Regions from separate parts of the Homo sapiens genome. Here region 1 is linked to region 2. Evidence: chromatin contacts called from ENCODE Hi-C or POLR2A ChIA-PET data. All regions are on one chromosome and are shown on one strand. The core of a region is the stretch at or near the end of the contact, and the rest is flanking DNA. Distances in the headings are between cores, read along the strand shown.

Region 1 (6,922 bases), core at 2,118-4,617, 460 kb before region 2:
GCCCATAGGCCAACTTATTTTTGTAATTATACATTTATTTGAATAAGTATGGAAAAAATACTTCTAGACCATCAAGCCTGTGATTGTTGCTGAGAAGAGGCTACAGTAGGTAGCACATGGTAAGCTTCCTTAAGACCACATTAATTGCTGCTACAGTGGCAGCCTCATACACTGCTGATGGGAATGCAAAATGGCATAACGAGTTTGGACAGCAATTTGGTAGTGTTTCTTAAAAGTCACAAATATTCCTAGCATGTGACCTAGTCACTTCACCTCTACATATTTTCTCAAGAGAAATCACAGATCCAAGCAAAGACTTGTATGTGACTGTTCACAGAAACCTTATTTGTAATACTCAAAAACTGGAAACAGCCTAAATGTCTGTCAGCAGGTAATGGCTAAACTGTCATATCTGTACAATGTATTAATGAAATGATTTATTAATACATACCACAACATGAATGAATTTCAAATGCATTATGTTGAAGAAACAGACCAAAAAAAAAGAGTACCTACTATACGATTCCATTTATATAATTCTTAAAAAGGTTTGGGGTGGGGGAGAGGGTTACATAAGGGGCACAAGGAAAACTTTTGAAGGTCAAAAGTTTGAAGGATATGCGCAGTACCTTGATTGTGATGATCATTTCACAGCTGCATAAATTAACTATTAAAAATCAAATTGTACATATTAAATACTTTAGCTTTACTATAGGTCAATTTTACCTCAATAAAGTTGTTAAAATAAAAGACAAGGAGAGGAGAGATCCTCAAGGTAGTTGGTAGGCTGGTTCAGGGAATTCTAAGATAGGGAGTCAACTGAAATATTTTAAGAGAATGGAGGGACAGATCAGATGTGTACTATAAACAGCCAATCTAGGAGCAATGTGGAAAAAGGACTTCAGGGAGATGGTGAGGGACACCACGGAAACGGAGACTGGCAAGTAGGAAGGGGATAAGGCAATCTGGAAAAGAAGAAACAAGCACAAAGGAGGCAGCAGAGCACTCCCTTGGGGACACTTCAGATACACACCTGACAGACACAGAGCCAGGTGATGGCTGAGCAGGTGGAAAGAAGAGCAAGGCCTAAGAAACGCTTAGATTTCTTGCCAGATAAATGATGGTCCCATTAAGGGCATAATACAGTGGGCAGTTTAACATACAGGTCTGAAGCTCGGGAAAGAAACATGCATGAAAGTTACAGGGCTGGAGTTACTGGATGAATAAGGTCAGTCTGTGAGACAGTACAGAATGACAACTGTGGATAAGTCTCAGTCAGGTGTACAGGAAAAAGATCATGCTAAAGAAACCAAGGAGTGGTCAAAACCAGGTTGTGAAGGAAAAAAACCACAGCGGTATTAAAAGCAGAATGTGAGTAAAGGAAAACAGTTTACTCCTAATAGTTATTTAAACATGTTTTCAAGCTCAAAAGAAAAGCCATCAGAAAAGGAAGGGGTCAAAGATACAGTAAATAATTAAAGACTTGAAAGTATACACAAGACAGAGTGATTATTCTTGGACAGGACAGAGCCTCTTCTTCTAAAGCAGTAAGGAAAGAGGTACAGATAAACATAGACACAGGTAAGCATTTTCACAGGTGAGCAATAGATTGAGGGACAGGAGAGGAGGACATAAAGTTAGGATCTAATGGCTTCTACCTTCCCTGTGGAGGAAGCAACAAGACCATGTGTTCAGAGAGAAGGAAGCAGGGGTGACATAGAAGGCTACTGCACAGCTAGGGTGAAGAAGAGAGCTGCTGGGCCTGCTCAGGACCTAACCAGGTTGGTACCTGCCAATTTGCAACATCAGCAATCCACAGGATTGACTGACTCTTCTCCAAGAGCACATATGTGCAAAGTGGGAAGAGTTAGTTTGCTGGGTTAAATGACCACTGAGATTTCTTCCAGACCACGTATGACCGTTAAGGCAAGGTAATTAGGGGTCCAGACCCATAGGGTCCAGAGCAAAATGCTGCCAAGAGAAGACTGATGCCTGCACAGACATGGAAAGGGCAAAGAACTGAAGATTTTGATGAAATTAGAGATTAGGTATACAGGTCTAAAGAAGTGAGAGGACAGTAGACTGATTTGTCATACAGCAAGAGTTTAAGGCTTTGATGATGGTTCTATTCTTGTTGACAAATTCCAGAATATTTACTCAGGATGGTTGGTGGGACTCCGAAAAAGTTAAATTACCCACTTAAATATAGAGTAGTGGCTGCACTTTTAAAATAATCGCTGTCTTTTTCATTGTCAAAATAATTGAGTGGTCAGATAATTTTGGGAAAAGTTGCATACTATATACCCCGTTTCATAGGGATTAATAACATATTAGCTTACTAAAGGATCTGAGTGAACCTGCACTTAACACATTGACAATGGCACCATTTCTTCAAGAAACTCCTATGACCATTTGTTTCAGATTAAGCATTAGTATCAGAGTTACTGTGGTACCTTAAGATTACCCCCAAATTCAAAAGCTACACGAAAAAAGAATAATTTTGGCTCTCTCTCAATAGTAATGTAATCCTTAACAGTTCAAAATTATCCCTAGCTATATGTTACTATAAACTATTTTTAAGACGGTTTTTAATGAATAAGAAATTAAGTATTAACGAATACAGCCATGTTAAAATCTGGAAACTTCATACCTCTACTTTTTCTTGCTCCTCTAGTGCTAAAAACACAGCTGCTCGGAGTTCAGCCTTAAAAAAAAGTTAAGAAACAGGAAATTATAATTTCAAGACAATTTTCACAACAAGCTCACATTTATCCAGCAACAAACACGAGCAAGCCAACGAGCTGGGAGGGCAGGTGCAAAGGTCAGAAACGCCTTCCGAAACGTTCTCAGTCACACAAGCTCTCCGACCCCCAGGCTTCGGCTGGACGCGCTGCTTTCCCGCCGCGGATCATGCCCGAGCCTGAGGAAGAGACGCTGGGGCCGCACTCCAGGGCCCAGCTGCGGGCCGCCCGTGTGGCCCCCAAGCCCCGCGGTCCCGCCCCCACGGAATGAGGCAGGGGATGGGCCAGGCACCCCCAGTCCGCGGTGCCCTCCGGGACCACACGAACGAACGAGCCGACCCCCTCTGTGGGGCGGGCAGGACGGAGGCCATGCCGGGGCGCGCCCCCAGTGCCCGCCGGCCCCGGTCCCTCGCCAGGGAGGCGGCCTCCTCGCCGCGACCGTTGTGACGCCCGCTGTCCACGCAAGCCCTGCGGATCCGCCAGGCCCGGCCCCAGCCTCCGGCCTCACCTTGATGCGGTTCAGGACCCCGCTGTTCTCCAGCGTCTGCACCAGCAGGTCCCGCAGCTCCGTGTCCTCCTCGGCCACCACTGCGGCCGCCGTCGCCGCCATCTTGCTTCTCCAAGACAACCGCCGAAGCCGCGCTAACGGCCAACGGCCGCAGCAGGGTACGCTCCGCGCGCGGGCTACGCGGCCGACGCAGCCAAAGCCCCGCCCCGACGCGCAGCGCGCTGGCCCTGCCCCCTGGCGTCGGGAGGCGGGGCATAGAGACCTCGGGGTTGACGCTGGACACCGAGCCTTGGGGAGCGCCGGACCACTGAGCGCCGAAACTTAGGGTCGGCGCTGGGGGCGGGGCTGCGGGGCGCGGGTGGGCACGCAAGGGGCGGGGCGTCGGCGGGGCCTCCAGCCGGCAACCCGTTGGCTGCCGTCGCCTGAGGCGCGAGCTTTGAAGCCGGCGAGCGGTGAGGAGGAGGCGCCCTCGCGTGTGGAGAGCGGACTCCGCCTGGACTCCACCGCCCACGGCCGCATCCCATCGCCGCACAAGATCGCCGGAGTCATATTATCGACGTAGTTAAAGCCCACTAGCCTAAAGCCGGGCGGACTGCGGTAAGGAGGCCCCGAGACCGAACCTGCAGCCCCTGCAGCCCCGGGGGGGCGCCGGGGAAGGGACTCCCGAGAGGTCGCGAGGGGCGGAAGGCCCTGCAGGTTGTCACCCGGAAATAACGTTCTGAGGCCCCCCAGCCAGGCGAACGCACCCTGCTCGGCCACGGCCTCCGAGGCTAACCGGAAAGGTGCCAGGCCGAGGTGCAGGGGCGGGATGGCCCCAGGAAGAGCCGAGGGCCGAGGAGGGCGTTGGGTGGGCTCCGCGCTGCCCGAACTGGGGCCGCAGTCTCCACTCCCTCCTGCCCCGCGGCCCTCCGCCGACAGCCAGGCGCCGGCGGGGAGTCCTGGACCCCTCCCGGGCCCTGGAAGCCCCGTCCCGCCGGAGCTGACGCGCCCTCTTGGTATCCATCCGGCCGCCTGGGCTGCCCCTCGCCCCTCGCCTTGGCAAAACCAGCCCCCGGACCGAGCCCTGCCTTGGAGAGTGTGGGTGCGCAAGGCCAGCCGAGCTGTCGGTTCCGGGGTTTCGGGGTGCGCCACTGTATGGCGGCGTAAGCCGAGAAGTGTCCGAGGCCGGGCTCCAGCAGTTGAGAGGCTGATTTGGCCACGGTGAAGGACGCGCCCGGAGGAAGGAAACGGGAATCCGAAACGGGCGGTGGCCGCGCCTTTCCCGAGGCCGGCGTCGAGGGCTTCAGCGCCTCAGGGTGGGCGGGAGGGGAAGGTCGTGCGACCCGCGTGGCCGGCGGAAAGGAGCAGCGGGAGCCGCGGCCGTAGGGAAGCCACGGGAAGACGGGCGGCTGCGCTGCGATGCGCGGCCCTCTCCCTGAAGCCCTCGGCTCAGGCGCCACAGGAAAGGCTCCTTCGGGCAGGCCTCAGCTTTCAGCTTAAGTTTTTTTCCTTTGGCCGAGTCAACTGCGGTGCCGAGTTGTATTTTCCTTTCAGAGGTGTGTCCGAGAACCATTCTTAGGAGACGCCTGCCGGCCGCTTTGGGATAGGGCCTGTCTGCCCATGCTGGCTTCCAAAGGCCTCTGTGTGTTCCTGTATGTGGGCGTGCACGTACCTGTCACATGTGTACGCGCAGACCACAGGATGTCCACACTGGCTTCCAAACACATCTCTGTGTTTCTGTCTGTGAGTGTGTACGCAGGTGTCAAATGTGTACGCACAGATCACAGGGTGTCCACACTGGCTTCCAAACACGTCTCTGGGTTCCTTTATGTGCGTGTGTATGCACTTGTCATGTGTACACACAGATCACAGGGCATCCACACTGGCTTCCAAACATGTCTCTGTGTTTCTGTCTGTGGGTATGTACACACATATCACATGTGGAAGAGGTAGGAAGAGGCTGGAACAGGTAAGGGTCATGAAGGTGCAGTGCACTATTGTACTGTTTGCGCTTTATATGTGTTTGGTTAGTTTTGCAAGAACATGCTGGTGAAGGAGAGAGAACCCCAAACAATTGATTAGCAGTGCTACTGAAACTCAGATATACACAGGAATGGCAAAGAAACATCTATGAAAAAAAGCAGATTCTGGAACTCCATCTCCCTGAGATTGTCACTCATGGGGTCTGCAGGAAGTTTCAGGAATCTGCATTTTCTTCTAATAAACGTGGTCCACAGGTTATAAGTTGAGATACAAATAGAATATATAAAGTAAAAAAGGAAAATTTGAAGTTTCCTGCCTAGCCCAACTCTTCTCATTGGTAGTGTCTGTTAAATTGGAAACATATCTCTTTCCAGACATATTAATACCTTTTATACAGTTGACTCTTGAACAACATTAGTTTGAACTGCGTGAGTACACTTATATGTGGATTTTTTTCAGTAAATGGAATATTTTTGGCGATGGCAACAATTTTGTGAAAAACCTCACAGATGAGTCGCTTAGCCAAGAAATATGGAAAAAAAAAGAAAAGAAAAAGCTAGATATGTCATGAATGCATAAAATATATGTAGATACTAGGCCATTTTATTATTTACTATCATAAAATATATACAAGCCTGTTATAAAAAGTTAAAATTTATCAAAACTTACACGTACAAACAGACAGTTACATGGCACCCATTAGGTTCAAGAGAGGTGTAAACAGTTGTAAAGATGCAATATTAAATAATAACTGCATCAAATTCACTGTAGTACATAGAGTACTACTGTAATGATTTTGTAGCCACCTCCTGTTGCTATTGCAGTGAGCGTCAGTGTTGCTGGTATTGGCTAAAAATTCCAAGTAACATAATCATCTCTGAGTGAGCAGTTGATCTCTCCAGTACATTGCATATCACAGTAAAAGGTAAGCTCTTGAGGTTCTCACATATTTCTCGTTGTGTTCACTGCAGTACTGTAAACCTTGCGTAACACCATGGGACCATTACGAAGTGCCGCTAGTGGTGCTGGAAATGCTCCCAAGAATCAGAGAAAAGTTAATGACATTACAGAAAAAGCGGAATTGCTTGCTGTGTATTGTAGATTGAGGTCTGCAGCTAAGGTCGCCTGCCATTTTAAGATAAATGAATCCAGTATAAGGACTGTGGTATAAAAACAAAAGGAAGTTTATGAAGCCATCGCTGCAGCTACACCAACAAGCATGAAAACCTTGCACTTTTTGGGAAATACCTTTTTATCTCATATTGCAAATGCAGCTTTTTGTGGGTGCAGGATTGCTATGAGAAAGGCATACCTATATAATCTAATATTCAAGAAAAAGTGAAGTCATTATCTGACAAAGCAAAAGGAAGATGAAGGAAGGTATGATAATTTTAAAAAGTGGGTTGGCTTTCAAAAAATGTCAAGATAACAGGAGAAGCAGCTTCTGCTGACCCAGATGCAGCCGACGAGTTCCCAGATACCATTAAGGAAATTATTGAGGACAAAAGGCCAGGCTTTGTGGCTCATGCCTGTAATCCCAGCACTTTGGAAGGCTGAGGTGGGTGGATTGCTTGAAGCCAGGAGTTCGAGACCAGCCTGGCCAACATGGCAAAACCCTGTCTCTTCTAAAAATACAAAATTTAGCCAGGTGTGGTGGTGCACATCTATAATCCCAGCTACTGAGGAGGCTAAGGCATGAGAATCGCTTGAA
Region 2 (6,416 bases), core at 2,195-4,694:
TCTTAAGAGTCTTTGGTTCAAATGTCTAGTTATTTTTATTTCGTTTTAGTAATTACAAAAACGGCCTACTGGAGGATTTTTGTCATGGGTGGCATGTGTTCACTGGTGCAGCCAGCTTTCCTGGTAACCAAAGGCCGAGGACCCACGAGCTATCAGGAGTCGTGCCGCAGATGGAGCTCGCTCTCCGGGGGCTGTTCCTGCACAGACTCCCCTCTACTCTTCTCAGCAAGTCTGCGGCTGTCTTTCTTTTCCGGAAGAGGCTAAAAAGCCATTTAGTGAATCTTCTCTCCCTTTAAAAGCATTCCTGAGCTTCCATTCTAGCGGCGTGGTAGACTACATGTGGCTAGCCCTCATGTGAAATACAACCGAAAGTCCTGGATCAAGTATCCCTTTAAGAATGTTTAAAAGTGTGAGTGAGCTGGGGAGTAAGGAATACGCAGAGGCCAAACCCTGTGTTAGAGCAGGGAACCCAAGGAAGGAGACAGTTAAAGCCAGCTTTCTCCTGGAGGCCAGGTGACAACCTGGTGAATTTGAGCTTGGCTGTTTACAGCCTCACAGGGCAGGGGAACTGGTGACAAATCCCAGGGCTGGCCCCAGGCAGACCTCTTGCCCCACTTCCTGCATAAAGCTGGGACTTTAAGGAGCTCCATCCCAATGTGAGAAAAAGCCAGAACAAGACCTGTCTCACACACACTCACGTATGTGCATTCCACATGTACACATGCGCACACACACGTGCACACACTCAGGACAGTTGCCTGTGATGGATGGGCCTCTAGAACTGGACCTCTGGGAGCAGCCCCTGCTGGAGATTGAGATTTGAGAGTTGTCAGTGTTTATTCACATGGTTTATAAAGCCCGGAGACAGGACGAGGTTCCAAGGGGGTAACTACATGGAGACAAAAGGCCAGGGACTGTGCCCAGGGGAAAGGTGACCTTGGCAGACACAGAAAGAGGGGGAGGTGGGAGCGAACCCAGGGGAGTAGGATGTACTGGAATCCAGGTGAAGAGAGTGTTTCAAGTGAGAGGGAGTGAATAGCCATGCCCAGTGCTATGGAGGATGGAAATTTAGCCACTCGATTTAGCAATGGGTAAGATTTGGATGGCTTGAGAAGGGCACCTTTGGTGAGATAATGAAAGTCAGATTCTAGACGAAGCCAAGTTTAGAGATTCCAGACCAAGAAGGCCTTGCCCAGGGCCTGGAATCTGCATTTTAACAAGTTCCTTGGGGTGATTCTGAAGCAGGTGGGCAACATAGAACATTCATACGTTCAGAACCTCCAGGACACGATACTGTTCCTGGGCAGGTGTGTCCGGGTTCTGTGCCTTGAGAGAATGACTTGCGATGTGGTACTCTGTCATTAAGCGTTTATATGATGCCAGCCTCTTTGTCACCTGGGATTCAGGAGGGACTCCACCAAAGCTGCCCTCAAAGCCAGGCTCTTGTCCACCTGCTCATGAGTTCATGCCGTCAGCAGCAGAACAGTGCTGGCTTGATGGGACCTGTGAGTTGGAGATACGTTCTTTTCCACATTTTCATAAACCACCTGTGTAATAATATATTCTGTTATTATTCTGGAAATTAATATCCTACATGTGAATCTGCGATTTATAGAATGACCTCTCTCCTTTTTTGGAAATGAGGTGAACCCTTGCCTATTTTGTTTCCTATGTCCTTATCATTAATATTCCACAACTTTTAATTTGCACTTTTTATAAATATTATCCCTTTAATGACATGAAGAGCAGGTGATTCAGAGCAGAGGAAATGACCTAAGAAGGCGACTTTGGCCCAGAGAGAGGCATGCAGAGCCAGTGGCCAACCGCCCTCATCTTTCTCCCTGTCACTCCCACTTCCCAGCCGCTCCCAGCAGCTGCTGAAATACCTGCCCGGGACTTCCTGCAGTCATTGGAATTTTGAGTGCAGTTCTGCAGGAATTTTAAAAATTCCTTGTCACAATTTGTCACATTCAAACATCATTTAAACAGTTTATACCTCTAGTTTTTCTTTCTTACGTTACAAAATGTTTGGAATTGTTGCTTATGGAGCTAGCACCTGATCACCGTCCCAGCTCCTCCTCCCAAAGCTCTCAAGTTAGCTTTAAAAATACTGTTTACAGTAGCTGTGCTGGAAACCACATGCTCCTGCCATGGATGCAGCCGATTCAGGAACAGACTTGATCTTCCTAAGGCATTGCATGCAAATCCTCATCAAGCTCTAGATAAAATTACCTGCTTCATAAAACAGAAAAGGCACATATTTCAAAATGAAATGTGAGTAACATTTTCATGCTAGTTGCCCCTTAGGGTGGTTGTCATGAAGGGATCCAGAAACCAGGGCTGTCCAGAGAGGGTCGTTATCAGCAGTGCCCGGGAGTATGGTGCTGGGGCTTCATCTGGCTGTTTCCTATTCACACAGACCCCAGAGTGCGCGCCGAGTCCATGGAACACCAGATCTTTGTTTGTTTTGTTTTGTTTTCGTTTTGGGGAAAGTGAAAAAGAAAGTTAAGCATCCTCCAGCAAGTTCAAGCTAAAATGTCACTGTGAAGGCAGAACTCTGAAGTCTGAAAGGTGATGCTCTTGGGGATTTTTTTCCATTGACGCCTCAGATGCTTTGCGGTTAAAAACCTTACTGATTTGAAATGAGAAGTGAACTCTATCGCAATATTATTAGGGAAGAAAGCTGGCGTTTTTCATGTCATTTTAGGAGATGAAATTATGTGTGTACTTCAGGTACATTTGCTCTCAATACTTTGACAGAAAGAATCTGCACAAAATTTGAAATGTTATGAGATATCTGCGTCGAAGGCTTTGATTCGAAACGTTACAGAAATGACTAAAGAAGGTGAACTTCTGCAACGGAGGTGGGGGTGTGGCATGGACCGGGGAGGCGGGAGGCAACAGGGGATGGCAATTTGGAAGTGCTGAGGAAGGCGTGAAGCCAGCCTAAAAAACGGGCTGACTGGGAGCAGGGGAACACCCATGGGAATTCTGAGGTGCCAGCGTCCATGGCCAGGTGGCATCCAAGTAGCCCGGATGCTGTCACTCTCGCTTCAGAGCCTAGTCCCACAAAGGCATGTCCCACAAAGGCAGTGAAGGGGACCAGGACCCATGGGACTGCATGAGCTCATTCACCACAGCTGTGGGTCTCAGACCCTCCACAAAGAGCTGCTGAAGAAAAAGGAAGGAACTGGAAATCTTTAGGAAACATACACAAGGGCTGGGAAACGTGCCCCAGGAAAGGGTGGTGGCTGCAGTGTGAAGCCTCCCTGGCCAGCTCGTGCCTCGCCTGCCCCACACCTCTGGGCGGTGTTGAATTTTACTTTCTGTTCTGCAGTGTGGCCGTTGCCATGCTCTCGTTACCAAAATGAAGTCACAGAAGGGTGTGCTTTGGTGGTGATTCCTTTTTTCATAGTGTGGGCGTCGCATTAACACAGCTGCATGATGGGAGCTATTTTGGGAGGGAGGCTGGGGTTTGGATGACTCATGCGCGTGCTAGTCCTGTAGGTAGAGGATGTTAATGGACCCATTGCGAGGACAGTGTTTTAGTAACAGAAGAGGAGTATTTTGTTGTTCTTTAAATGACAAATCGTCTGCAATTTCTTTCTTCCTTTCGTAGGTCAATGACGGGAAAAGATAGCATACATGTTTCCATGATGAATTTTTTTGAACTTGGGCTCCTGCCTTTGTTTTTTGTGCAGGAAGCCACCTCCAGCAGCCGCGTGGAAGGTAGTGGTTCTCACAGGCAGTGACACACGTGGATCCCTGAGGGCCTCATTTTTTTCTGTCCCTTTCCATAAACCAGGAGATTTCACCACAAAAGCTGCACAGTCTCGGGTGGCTAGCATGGTCCTGCAATTCTAGTAAGCCTGTGCTGTGAAGGGAGGAAGGGCTTAAAATGTGATGTCCCCTCACAAATTAGCATCTAAATATAATGCCCATTGGCTGGGCTGTGCCTCTAGCATTTTTACTTACTCATTCAAGAAGTAATTATGAAGCAACAAAATTGTAATTCTGTATCTTCCAACTGCACTCATATGAACTTCAGGATGGATTAAACAGAGTCAATTTTGGCTATACTCATTGTTTTCCCAAACAAACAAAAAAAAACCACTGTTTTTACAAAAATAGCAAATCATCCTTGAAGATATGGAGACGAAAGTGTTTCCTTTAACTGAGAATGGAAAAGCCATGGATAACTGCATAGGCCTCTAATCCGCTGTGAGTTTCCACGGCTCAGACACCTTATCTGCTTTTACATGTGCCTCTATTTGTGACATGGAGGTAAAATAGCAAGATTTATAAGTAACCGTTTTGAGAAACTGAATTTTTCAAACATCGTCATGTACGTTATTGCTATTGTGATTTCATTTGGAAGTCTTCACTCTTAGAGTAAAACAGAGGGTGGAAGTACTTGGCTTCGAAGTCAGTCCTTGATGAGAAGCCCACCTCTATCACTTCCAGCTATTAATGTGTAATCTGAGTCTCAGGAGAAAATCTCCACTTCACAGTTTCTTCATGAAAAGAAGCAATGAGGAATGAGAGGCCCCTGGTTCCCAGAGCACACTATGCATACAATTCCTGGTTGCTGTTTTTGGATGCGCATTTTAGCCAGCAGTTTCTGAAGTTTTTCAGCCCCTCACCCCGAGCTAAAACTGTAGAAAGGGGTGTACGAATGTATAGATAGTGGAACAGAAATCTCAGAGAAATGCAGAGATAAATTCAAGGAACAGTTGGGCTCGAATGTCTCATGTTGGGAGAAACACCTCCTTTCCAGTGTTCCATTTCCAGGGCCTGGCACTTGGGCAGATGGCCTACCCCTTTACAAGGGAAGTCATGTGACTCTGGGGACAGGAAGCTCTGGGATGAAAATTTGTAGTGTTTTCTGTCAGTGTTTTCACTTATAGACTCTTTCTCCTACAGGGAAATCTTGCTTTCTGGGCTGGTGGCAAATCTTACCTGACTGCTTCTTCTGAAATATAATCTATAGGATGGCAATGACGTGTTCTTTACATTAGCTTTGACAAACATACCAGGGATAGCGTGAATCAGAAGGAGAAGGAGGACAAGCCGTCTGCATTTTCCAGACCACTTCTCCATCTAGGAACCCGTCAATATGCTTTTGCTGTCATTTTGTTCCATAGTTGCTATATTCATCGTACCAGAACTTCTGCCCAGACTGTTAAAGAGCAGAATGGATTTCATTGAGAGTACCCTTAGATTTTTCGGAGGCCTTGGTAAGACCAAATGACAAAAGTCCATGGAGAAAAGAAACCATGAAGGCCCACAGGGTGCACACAATAACCACACACATCACCAAGTTGATTCCATAAAACTAAATGGGCCGGGCGGGGTGGCTCACGCCTGTAACCCCAGCACTTTGGGAGGCCGAGGCAGGTGGATCGCGAGGTCAGGAGATCGAGACCATCCTGGCCAACATGGTGAAATCTCGTCTCTATTAAAAATACAAAAATACAAAAATTAGGTGGGCATGGTGGCAGGAGGCTGAGGCAAGAGAATCACTTGAACCTGGGAGGTGGAGGTTGCAGTGAGCCGAGATCCAGCCACTGCACTCCAGCCTGGGAGACAGAGTGAGACTCCGTCTTAAGAAAAAAAAAAGAAAAAAACACAACTAAATGGTGTCTCCACTTTCAAACTCCAGCGCTAAAATCTGTAACAGACCCAGCTCGTGGTAAACTCAGGGGAGGAGGAAGCTGTGAGCGGCTCTGAGGGACTCCTCGCGGTGTGTTTCTCACCCGTGCCGCTCTCTTGCAGGAAGAAGGCGTCGTGAAGGAGATAGACATCAGCCATCATGTGAAGGAGGGCTTTGAGAAGGCAGATCCTTCCCAGTTTGAGCTGCTGAAGGTTTTAGGACAAGGATCCTATGGAAAGGTAAGTTCAGCCCTGGCTGTCTCTTGAGTCTCATTCCTGAACACAAAGGACACCTGGACAGAGCCCCCCTGGATGAAAATTGCAGGCGGTCCTCACCTGCAGGGCTGCGATCACGGGAACCTGGACAGTTCAGAACCGGGGTCTCACTTTGCACAGCCAGAATTCCAGTGGCACAGGGCTGGGCTGTGCCAGGTGAGAACAAAATGCCGTTGGAGCCGTCACATGCACTTTTGCCTTCTCTCTAGAGCCTCCCTTGGCTCTTGGTAAATCATCACCAAGGTGAGGAAGGTTATTGACCTGAGCCAATGTATCTTTGAAAGTGCATTCTAGCAGCTGTTTTCCCCAAAGAAAGAAAAAAATAAGAGAACAAGGAAAAAAAGAATAAAGAAAAGAAAAGAATCCATTCCTCTGGATTGGGCACAGGAGCCAGGAAGGCTAGGGTCTGCAGCCGGCTCCCCTCCTCACCCTGCACGATTGCCTCATGAAGCCTCAGCTTCCCCACCCACTAAATGGAAAGGATAAAA

Evidence for each region. A loop is a pair of places that touch in the nucleus more often than their neighbours do. ChIA-PET counts read pairs that join two places held with the same protein, here RNA polymerase II (POLR2A). Pooled maps may share reads with other maps.
Region 1: a map of HCT116 shows a loop between it and region 2 (2.8-fold over the local background). The contact joins the promoter of CEP43 here to the enhancer-like site in region 2. A Hi-C loop is called at or near these places in 1 of 168 maps with a recorded cell type or tissue (HCT116) and 9 of 50 pooled maps. POLR2A ChIA-PET finds 5 or more read pairs at or near these places in 1 of 52 experiments (MCF 10A).

What each region holds. Positions count from the first base shown.
Region 1 is chr6:166,995,842-167,002,763 of GRCh38, reverse strand. It overlaps CEP43 (centrosomal protein 43), which reads right to left and starts at 3,367. Exons shown (of 13, transcript NM_007045.4): 1 at 3,250-3,367; 2 at 2,651-2,704. The coding sequence starts at 3,351. It overlaps MIR3939 (microRNA 3939), which reads left to right and starts at 4,852; the gene lies at 4,852-4,957. RefSeq lists silencers at 2,906-2,995, 3,006-3,165, 3,256-3,775, 4,066-4,295 and an enhancer at 4,836-4,885.
Region 2 is chr6:166,538,144-166,544,559 of GRCh38, reverse strand. It overlaps RPS6KA2 (ribosomal protein S6 kinase A2), which reads left to right. Exons shown (of 21, transcript NM_021135.6): 2 at 5,776-5,892. Among named protein-coding and RNA genes, the nearest start is that of MIR1913, 32 kb to the right of the region's middle. RefSeq lists enhancers at 362-1,282, 1,630-2,230, 2,401-2,620, 3,211-3,330. Within about 2 kb of position 3,444, at least 8 of the 41 ENCODE cell types and tissues checked have a DNase peak (open chromatin) inside an H3K27ac peak, as active enhancers do.